Regions from separate parts of the Homo sapiens genome. Here region 1 is linked to region 2. A link is an interaction called in ENCODE POLR2A ChIA-PET data of the cell type or tissue named here. Cell type or tissue: Panc1. All regions are shown on one strand. Region 1 overlaps LOC105377882 (a long non-coding RNA gene). Region 2 overlaps ZNF292 (zinc finger protein 292).

Evidence for each region. ChIA-PET counts read pairs that join two places held together with the same protein. Peaks named below come from ENCODE experiments on the same cell type or tissue, not always from the same donor. Only the 100,000 strongest peaks of a DNase experiment are listed, where the experiment ranks them.
Region 1: POLR2A ChIA-PET joins it to region 2 with 8 read pairs; 1 of 35 experiments calls an interaction of 5 or more read pairs at or near these places.

Annotation. Positions count from the first base shown.
Region 1 is chr6:87,942,804-87,946,803 of GRCh38, reverse strand. LOC105377882 (a long non-coding RNA gene) reads right to left here. Exons shown (of 3, transcript XR_001744246.1): 3 at 2,761-4,000. Among named protein-coding and RNA genes, the nearest start is that of SPACA1, 100 kb to the left of the region's middle. In Panc1, no CTCF peak of the experiment used is centred here; a DNase peak (open chromatin) is centred at 2,073; H3K27me3 peaks cover 181 bases.
Region 2 is chr6:87,157,041-87,161,040 of GRCh38, reverse strand. The region is part of intron 1 of ZNF292 (zinc finger protein 292); the gene reads right to left. Among named protein-coding and RNA genes, the nearest start is that of ZNF292, 3.5 kb to the right of the region's middle. In Panc1, no CTCF peak of the experiment used is centred here; no DNase peak of the experiment used is centred here; H3K4me3 peaks cover 284 bases; H3K27ac peaks cover 491 bases.

The sequences.
Region 1 (4,000 bases), 790 kb before region 2:
ACAAGCTCCTGTCAAGTAGGTCACTGGGAAAGGAAAGACATGAGACATAAAGAGGGGCTACAGGATGTGTATTATTTACTGTATTGCAGTGGTCCCCAACTGGGGGCAATTTGCTCCCCAGGGGACATTTACTAATGTCTGGAGTCATTTTTGATTTTCACAACTTGCGGAGAGAGTGCTATTGGCATCCAGTCAGTAGAGGCCAGGTATGCCGCTAAACACCCTACAATGCCAAAGACAGACCCCCCCAAAACCAAGAATTATCCAGCCCAAAATGTATACAGTGCTAAGACTAAGAAACCCTGCTGTAGTGCTGTTCTGTATTTTTTTCACCCCAAGTTCTGCTTTCTTGATAATGAACTAATATGTTGCTGGTTGCATGATCTGTTGAACACAAGGTAGCCGTGTCAAACCCTCTCAATTAACAGACAATCCTAATTAATTTGTTATCTTTTTCCCCCTCATTCATTCTTTATTCATCTTGGGTGGAAGCCCAAGTAGCAGCATATGGATGTCTTACAGCCACCAGCTCACATAAAGAAGGGTAAGCATGTTGCTGTAGTCACGCCGTCTGGGCTGCAATCCAATCAAGTTTCAGTATTTTGCATGGCATTCTCACTGCCTCACTTTGCCAGGCATCGTGGAGTTGAAAAACAAGTCCCAACAGAATTTGCTCAAATATATCTCATCGTGTGAAAGGAATCACAGAGAACTGGATGATGTAATATTGACTGCCTGTTAGTAAAGAGAATAAGCATGTCCGCCAAAGAATTAAGCCCAAGAGCCAGAGATGCAGAGGAAATGATGAGAGGGTTGAAATGGTAAATGAAGATGTCAAGTCATATGATGTGTGGACCCAGGCGCTGCGGCAGCACCTGGAACCTTTATAAGCACCTCTTCCAGAATGGTACAGATTTTCTCTCACAAAATGTACGACTATATATCACACTCTTCTGTTTGATCATCTTTATTTTCGTATGTCTACATGCTACCATCAAGCAACATCGTTTGAGCCAGAACAAAGGCTGCTGCCTTCCTTCAGTTAACAGCAGGTTTTATTTCTCTGCCCTGAATCCTATGTAGTCAAATAAATACTTTTGTCACAGAATGTGTGTTGATGAAGAAAGGGATCTATACCAATGCTCAGTAGATTCTGTGCTGTTTGATTCAGTGTATTTTATACACAGATATTTTTAAACTGCTTTACCTCTGAGAAGTACTATTTAGAGGCGATTTTCAAGTGTACAAGTCTCTTTCCTCTTCAGCACATTTTTGCTGCATGGTTTGTTTCCATCCAATCCCTTGATGTTTTCAGGCAAAAGAGAAGGGCAGGGAGGGAATGAAGCTGAGCTGCTGCATCTCAGAGTTTATTTACAGCTGAGTAAGTAACTGAGCTCTAAGAGCCAGACGCCAATGCAGGAGTGAGCGTTGGAAGATCAGCCTACTTTGTTCTGACATCTTCCCTGCACCGACCCTGCTCACCGCCAAATTGTCATCATTAAAACACCTAGTATTTATGGAGTGACTTAGAGCTTAACACTTTCCCATACTGATTCTCGCTGTAACTCAATGAGAAAGCAGGTATTATTCTCAGAGCTGGTTGGAAGCCTGTGGATGTAGTTTACCACGACCCATTACACCTATTGAATTCGCTGCATGTTAACACTGTCAAGCTTTTTCATAGAGGCGGAACATCATATTTTCTTAAATATTGCCTCTCTTTTCACCCTGGAGTTCCAGCATTCTCCTGTGGTAACTGTATTCCAAATATGCCATGCTTAAAAACTCCAGGGTATATGAGGAAAACAGAAGAAAAAAACCTTTTCTGCAAAATTTGAGCCGGAGGACCTGGAATTTAAACTCAACTCCTAGATCTCTCTTCTTTTACCTCTTATACGCTGCTTTATCTTCACCCTCTGGCCCTGGCCTGATGGTGGAGCCTCTGGCACGTCTTGACAGGCCTTCTCAGTGCTGAGAGCCATCAGCATGAGGTCAGTGCTGGTGGCATGCCGAGCTCTCTGTCTAGCCGTGACTTGCACTGAGGCAGTCACATTTTTAGTCCTTTTTTTTCCCCAAGATCATATCTCCAGCTCAACTGCAGCATGATAAATACCCAGTGTAAACATTTTAGTCACCCCAGAGAGTCACCTCCCTCCTTCTGTCATCATTAGTTAATCACCAGATATCAATCAGCCACTTTCGTTTATAGTAAAGCAGATTTCAAGGCATGTTGAGAGCTTGAGAGAGAGAGAAACTCAGCTCATATCCTAAAGGAAAGAGGCTTCAATCATAAATTGGATGAAGGACTGGGCACAGTGGTTCACGCCTATAATCCTAGCACTTTGGGAGGCCAAGGTGGGAGGATTGCTTAAGGCCAGGGGTTCAAGGTTACAGTGAGCTACAATCATGCCACTGCATCCCAGCCTGGGTGACAGAATGAGACCTGTCTCTGAAAACAACAACAAATTGGATGAAGGGAAACATCGAAGTATGCGCTGAATGTGTCCTGTACTCCAGGACCTGGGTTGGGTATTTTATGTGTTCAGGGTTATTCAGTTCAGGGCAGCCATGTAAAAGCTTACGTTATCCTTAATTTCAAGAGAAGGTGATAGATTTGTCCAATATCACCCAGCAATAAATGGCCTGCTCAGGACCAAGCCAAGTTTTTTTGTTTCTATCCCTTCACGCTGCTTCTCAAAATTAGTGCACTCTAGATGGGACCCAAACCCCCAAATCCCAGGAAAATACGGCAAAAACAGCACCTTTGAGCCCTGGGTTAAGTTTTTACACACACATATCTTGACAGGATGACTGTCCATTCCTACTTCTGAAGACAAGAAATCTCAACTTCTTGTGTCACGCCAAAGGACAACATGTTAATTCTGGGCTACCCAATGGGCAAGTAGTAAACTTCCTTGCCTAGAGCGAAAAGCACTGGTCTGAAAGTTAAGAGATGTCCCAGGTTTGCCCTAATTATATCCCAGCAATTCACTTCATCTTTGTGATGTTGGTTTCCTCATTGACCAAACTGAAATGAACTCAGTAAATAGTTTTTTAGTGTCTCCTGTGTGCCAGGCAGTGTTCTAGATGCTGGGAACCTAGCAGTGAACTAGACAAAGTCCCTTCCTTCATTGACCTTTCATTCTACGGGGGAACAGAGGCCATAGACCAATATATAAAGGCAATGATTCCGGAGAATGGTAAGGCCTTTGAAGACAATAAACAAGGTAAAATAATAGAGAAGCATGTGTTGGGGAAGGGGTAGATGAGGGTAGTGTTTCTTTAAAGTGGCCAGAGAAGGTTTCTTTGAGTAGGAGGAATTTCAGTTGATAGCTGTATGGTGGGGAGACAGTCATTTAAAGACCCAGGGGAAGAGTGTTCCACAGAGGGAACAACCAATGCAAAGGTCCTGGGGTAGGAACTACGTGATGTGTTCAAGAAACAGAAAGGTCAGTGTGGATAGAACCTAGGAAGCAGAGAGGGCACACTGCAGTGTGGTATAAGATGGTAGGGGACCTTGTGCGCCACCGTTAGGAATAATACTTGCCTTCCTGGCCTGACAGCATTATGGTAAGGCTCATATTTGATACAACTTTAGATGGGAAAGTCCTTAAGGCAGTTACAGCCTAACCAAAGATTACGTGCTGCAGAAATAGGTGGTGTACATTTGGTATGTGTTTCCTAAGTGTGTTATATGTATTATATGTTGCCAAATTCTTTACTAGTGCTGCTCATGTGCAATCTTTATTAAATCATTCTTAGCAATCTTTATTAAATCACTCTTAGCCCTCAGATTGCTTTGAGGAGTGGGATTGCTCCATCTGGATGAAGCCAGGGATGTTCGGCCCCTTCTCTTCCGTCTAATACTGTTTTCTGAATATGGAGGGCAGAGCACGAACTGTAGGCTCAGGGAAGGGAAGTTACTCTCAGTCTCTAAATCCATTGTAAGCAAGTAGCAGGGCAAAAGCTGCACTGCTTGCTTTAGGCAAGAAACAAACAC
Region 2 (4,000 bases):
TCCAAATAAAGTATATTTCTGGAGCTTAACTATCTCAATATGAAAAGAGTAGAAGGACTAAAAAAAAAAATCTTCTAGATATACTATTTTTCTTTCTGTTCAATGTTTCTGAAAAGGGTACTTAGAGGAATTACGCTTTCATTTGTTGGGACGGTCCTGATCACTTCAGAAAACTTAGCATTGAAGCTCATGGGCACTAAATGCCAGTACCACATCCCTAGTCATAGCAACATCCAAAAACCTGATCCCACATATTTCTAAGTGCCATCAAAGAGAGAACTGGAGGTAGGGAAAGTACTATGCCCAGTTGAGAAGCCCTGCTTATATGAACTAAGAAAATTATATATATATATATACACACACACATCATATATATGTATATATACACACACACACACCGTATACATGTATGTATACACACACACATCGTATATATGTATATATACACACAAACATATTTTTTTATTAGAGTCTCCTGTATCTTATATCCTCTGTAACATCTAAACCTAGGTCCTTGCATATATATACACACACACACACACACACACATATATATACAAACACATGTACGTATGTATACACATACACACACGACTGTAATTCAACCCTTCAAAACAACTGTCAGCCACCAGATCACTACTGATCAATGGTCAATAACAGTTACAATCAACCAGTCGGCCAGTCCAGTATATAGTGCTGTCAGCAAATATCATACTCCAACAAATCAACTATTACAATGGCCAATTTTTCCAACGAACTATTATTTTAAAATCTCTTTAGAACAACTCCTCTGTTGGAATGTTTCTTTTAAAACTCCCAAATAACCTCCCTCTTTACTGTACTCACCTCAGTGATAAAATATATAAATCATAGTTTACTACGATTATCTGTCTACCTTCCTCCAGAGACTATAAACTCTTTGAAGCCAGGGACCATGATCATCCTTGCCTAGCCTGTATACAGTAGATGTTCAATAGAAATGTTGAATGAGTGACTACTGGCCCAGTCTAATACAATTAACTAGTCTAAAAGGTTCCAATTATAACCAATTTTTGTATAATAAATACAGTAATAATCCTAAAACAAGTAAATGCAAGAAATTACTTCTGGTTATTCTATATACTTATTCTAAGTCAATTTTAAGAAAATGAGTTGGTTATATTGCCCATATTAAAGCTAACTTTGAAAAGATACAAGGAAATTTAAGAGCTGGGCATGGTGGTGTATGCCTGAGGTCTCAGCTACTTAGAAGGCTGAGACAGGGCCGGGCGTGGTGGCTCACGCCTGTAATCCCAGCACTTTGGGAGGCCAAGAGGGGCGGAACCAGCCTGACCAACAAGGAGAAACCCTGTCTCTAGTAAAAATACAAAATTAGCCGGGCATGGTGGCACATGCCTGTAATCCCAGCTACTCAGGAGGCTGAGGCAGGAGAATTGCTTGAACCCAAGAGGCGGAGGTTGTGGTGAGCCCAGATTGCGCCATTGCACACCAGCCTGGGTGACAGAGTTAAACTACATCTTTTTTAAAAAAAAAAAAAAAAAAAAAGAAAGAAAAGAAAGCTGAGACAGGAGGATCACTTGAGCCTAAGAGTTTGAGGTTGTAGTGTGCTATGATCATACCTGGGCAATGTAGCAAGACCCCATCTCTCAAAAATAAAATAAAATATATAAAAAAATTTAAAATTTATGACGGGCGCTCTACTATGCCCATCCTCTACTTACTCTTCCCTCCTCCCACTTAAGCTTTAAGCAAATTCTCATTTAAATAAGCAAAGGGGGGGCAGGTGGCTTATTTCCAGAATGAGCAAAACAACACTGTTAATAAGAAAAACATTTAATGCCTTTCGTTTCTATTCTGCTACTCAGAATTCAAAAAATCTATTAATCTTCTACCTCACTCAAAAATAAAAATCTATAAACTACGGATCATAAGCAACTCCTGTTTCTGTGGGTTTCACCACATTCTCCAGAAACTGAACTTTTGCTCATAAAAATTACATAGAATGTAAACTAATTCATTTTTTAAAGTAAATGCAAAACTAAGGGTTACACAAGCACTGAGCATCAACACTGACAGAATATTAATTCTGAAGCCCATTAACTTTGACAAACGTTTATTCATCTTTGCCTTCTTGAAGCGTGTGACTATCCCAGTTTTACAGGAAAAGCTTAAACAGAAAAAGTTAAATAATAATCTCAAGGTTAGAAACTAAGACATAATTTCTAGCTCCTAGTATCCCTGGTACTATATTTAGATTGCGCCAATAAATTCTTTAATTGTTAACCATTGCTTCACTCAACTTCGTATCAAAATGCTAGGTGATAATTGCTAAGATACAATTTTATTTTTATTTTTTATTTTTTTGAGACAGGATCTTTCTCTGTCACCCGGGCTGGAGTGTGCACAGTGCACCATCTCTGCTCACTGCAACCTCTGCCTCCCGGGTTCAAATGATCCTCCCACCTCAGCCTCGTAAGTAGCTGGGACTACAGGCACTCGCCACAGCGCCTGGCTAATTTTTTTGATTTGTTTTGTTTTTTGTATTTTTTGTAGAGAAGGGGCCACGCCATGCTGCTCAGGCTCAAGCGATCCGCCCAACTCGGCCTCCCAAACTGCTGGGATTACAGGTGTGAGCCACCTCCACCCCTGTAAATAAACATAAATAAACAATTGTTTCAAGTTACCTCCACTTGACAAGATCACTAACATAAATAGGTTACCTGAGAAACAAAACAAAAAACCCCACCCCAGAAAATGTTCCAGAGGAAATCAGACACACTCTGTATCGTTTCAAATGGAGATTACTTTTAAGTGTATTTAAATTATTCTGAGCTTACAGTGTATGAAATATTTTATAATTTTTGAAATCCACAAATCCAGCATTTGTTTCATTAGTGTTTGATGTTTTTTTGTCAGTAGCATCAATAACAATTTATGTGGCAAGACTAATCACTTAATGAAACTGATATAGGAAATTACTTTCATTCTGATTTTTAAAATGCTGTTTCACTCATTAAAAAACTCAAGTCTGGCGGGACGCGGTGCTCACACCTGTAATCCCAGCACTTTGGGAAACAGAGGTGGGTGGATCACTTGAGGTCAGCAGTTCGAGACCAGCAGTTCGAGACCAGCCTGGCCGACATACAGTGAAACCCCAAACCTCATCTCTACTAAAAACACAAAAATTAGCTGGGCTTGGTGGCGCACGCCTGTAGTCCCAGTTACTTGGGAAGCTGAGGCAGGAAAATCGCTTGAACCCAGGAGATGGAGGCTGCAGTGAGCTGAGATCGCACCACTGCACTCCAGCCCGGGTGACAGAGCAAGACTCCATATCTCAAAAATAAATAAATAAATAAAAATCTTTAAGTGATAACTTTACAACGTCACACACTCACAAAAAAGCGGGGGGGAGTCCAGCTTGCATGAGATTCTATTTTCCCAGAATTATTAATCCTGCTTACAAATACTGCTGACAAAAAAAGAATTTACAGTAATTAGCCTTAAAACTATCAGTGGACACTATTAGGGGAAAATGTCTTTCAGCAAAGCTAGACTTTAATAGTTTTCACTGATTATTATATAAAAACTGATTCGACTTACAAATGAAATACTTCCTATTATGGGTATCTTAGAGAAATTTTTTTATCTCTAAAATAAATCTTTAAAGACCAATTAAGAATGAGTGGGTACTGCAAAGTAGAGAAACTGAGAAATTTCAACAATTTTTAAATATTAAAATTCAAAGGAATGAGACTTTAATTTTGCCACAGGTACTCACCAGACCTATTTACCTAAGTAGGGAGCTTTCACATTGCACATCCTCCTAGACGTCACCACTTGATCTCACAGTTTTTGTTTTTAAGATTATGAACAGCCATCAAATAATTTGTGACAATAAAGTGCATACAGCAACGGAGATTCTTTTGTATGTGATCACGTATCCCCGACATAATAAAGAAAATATTTCAATATTTGGAAGCTAAAAAATAAGTGAAAATGT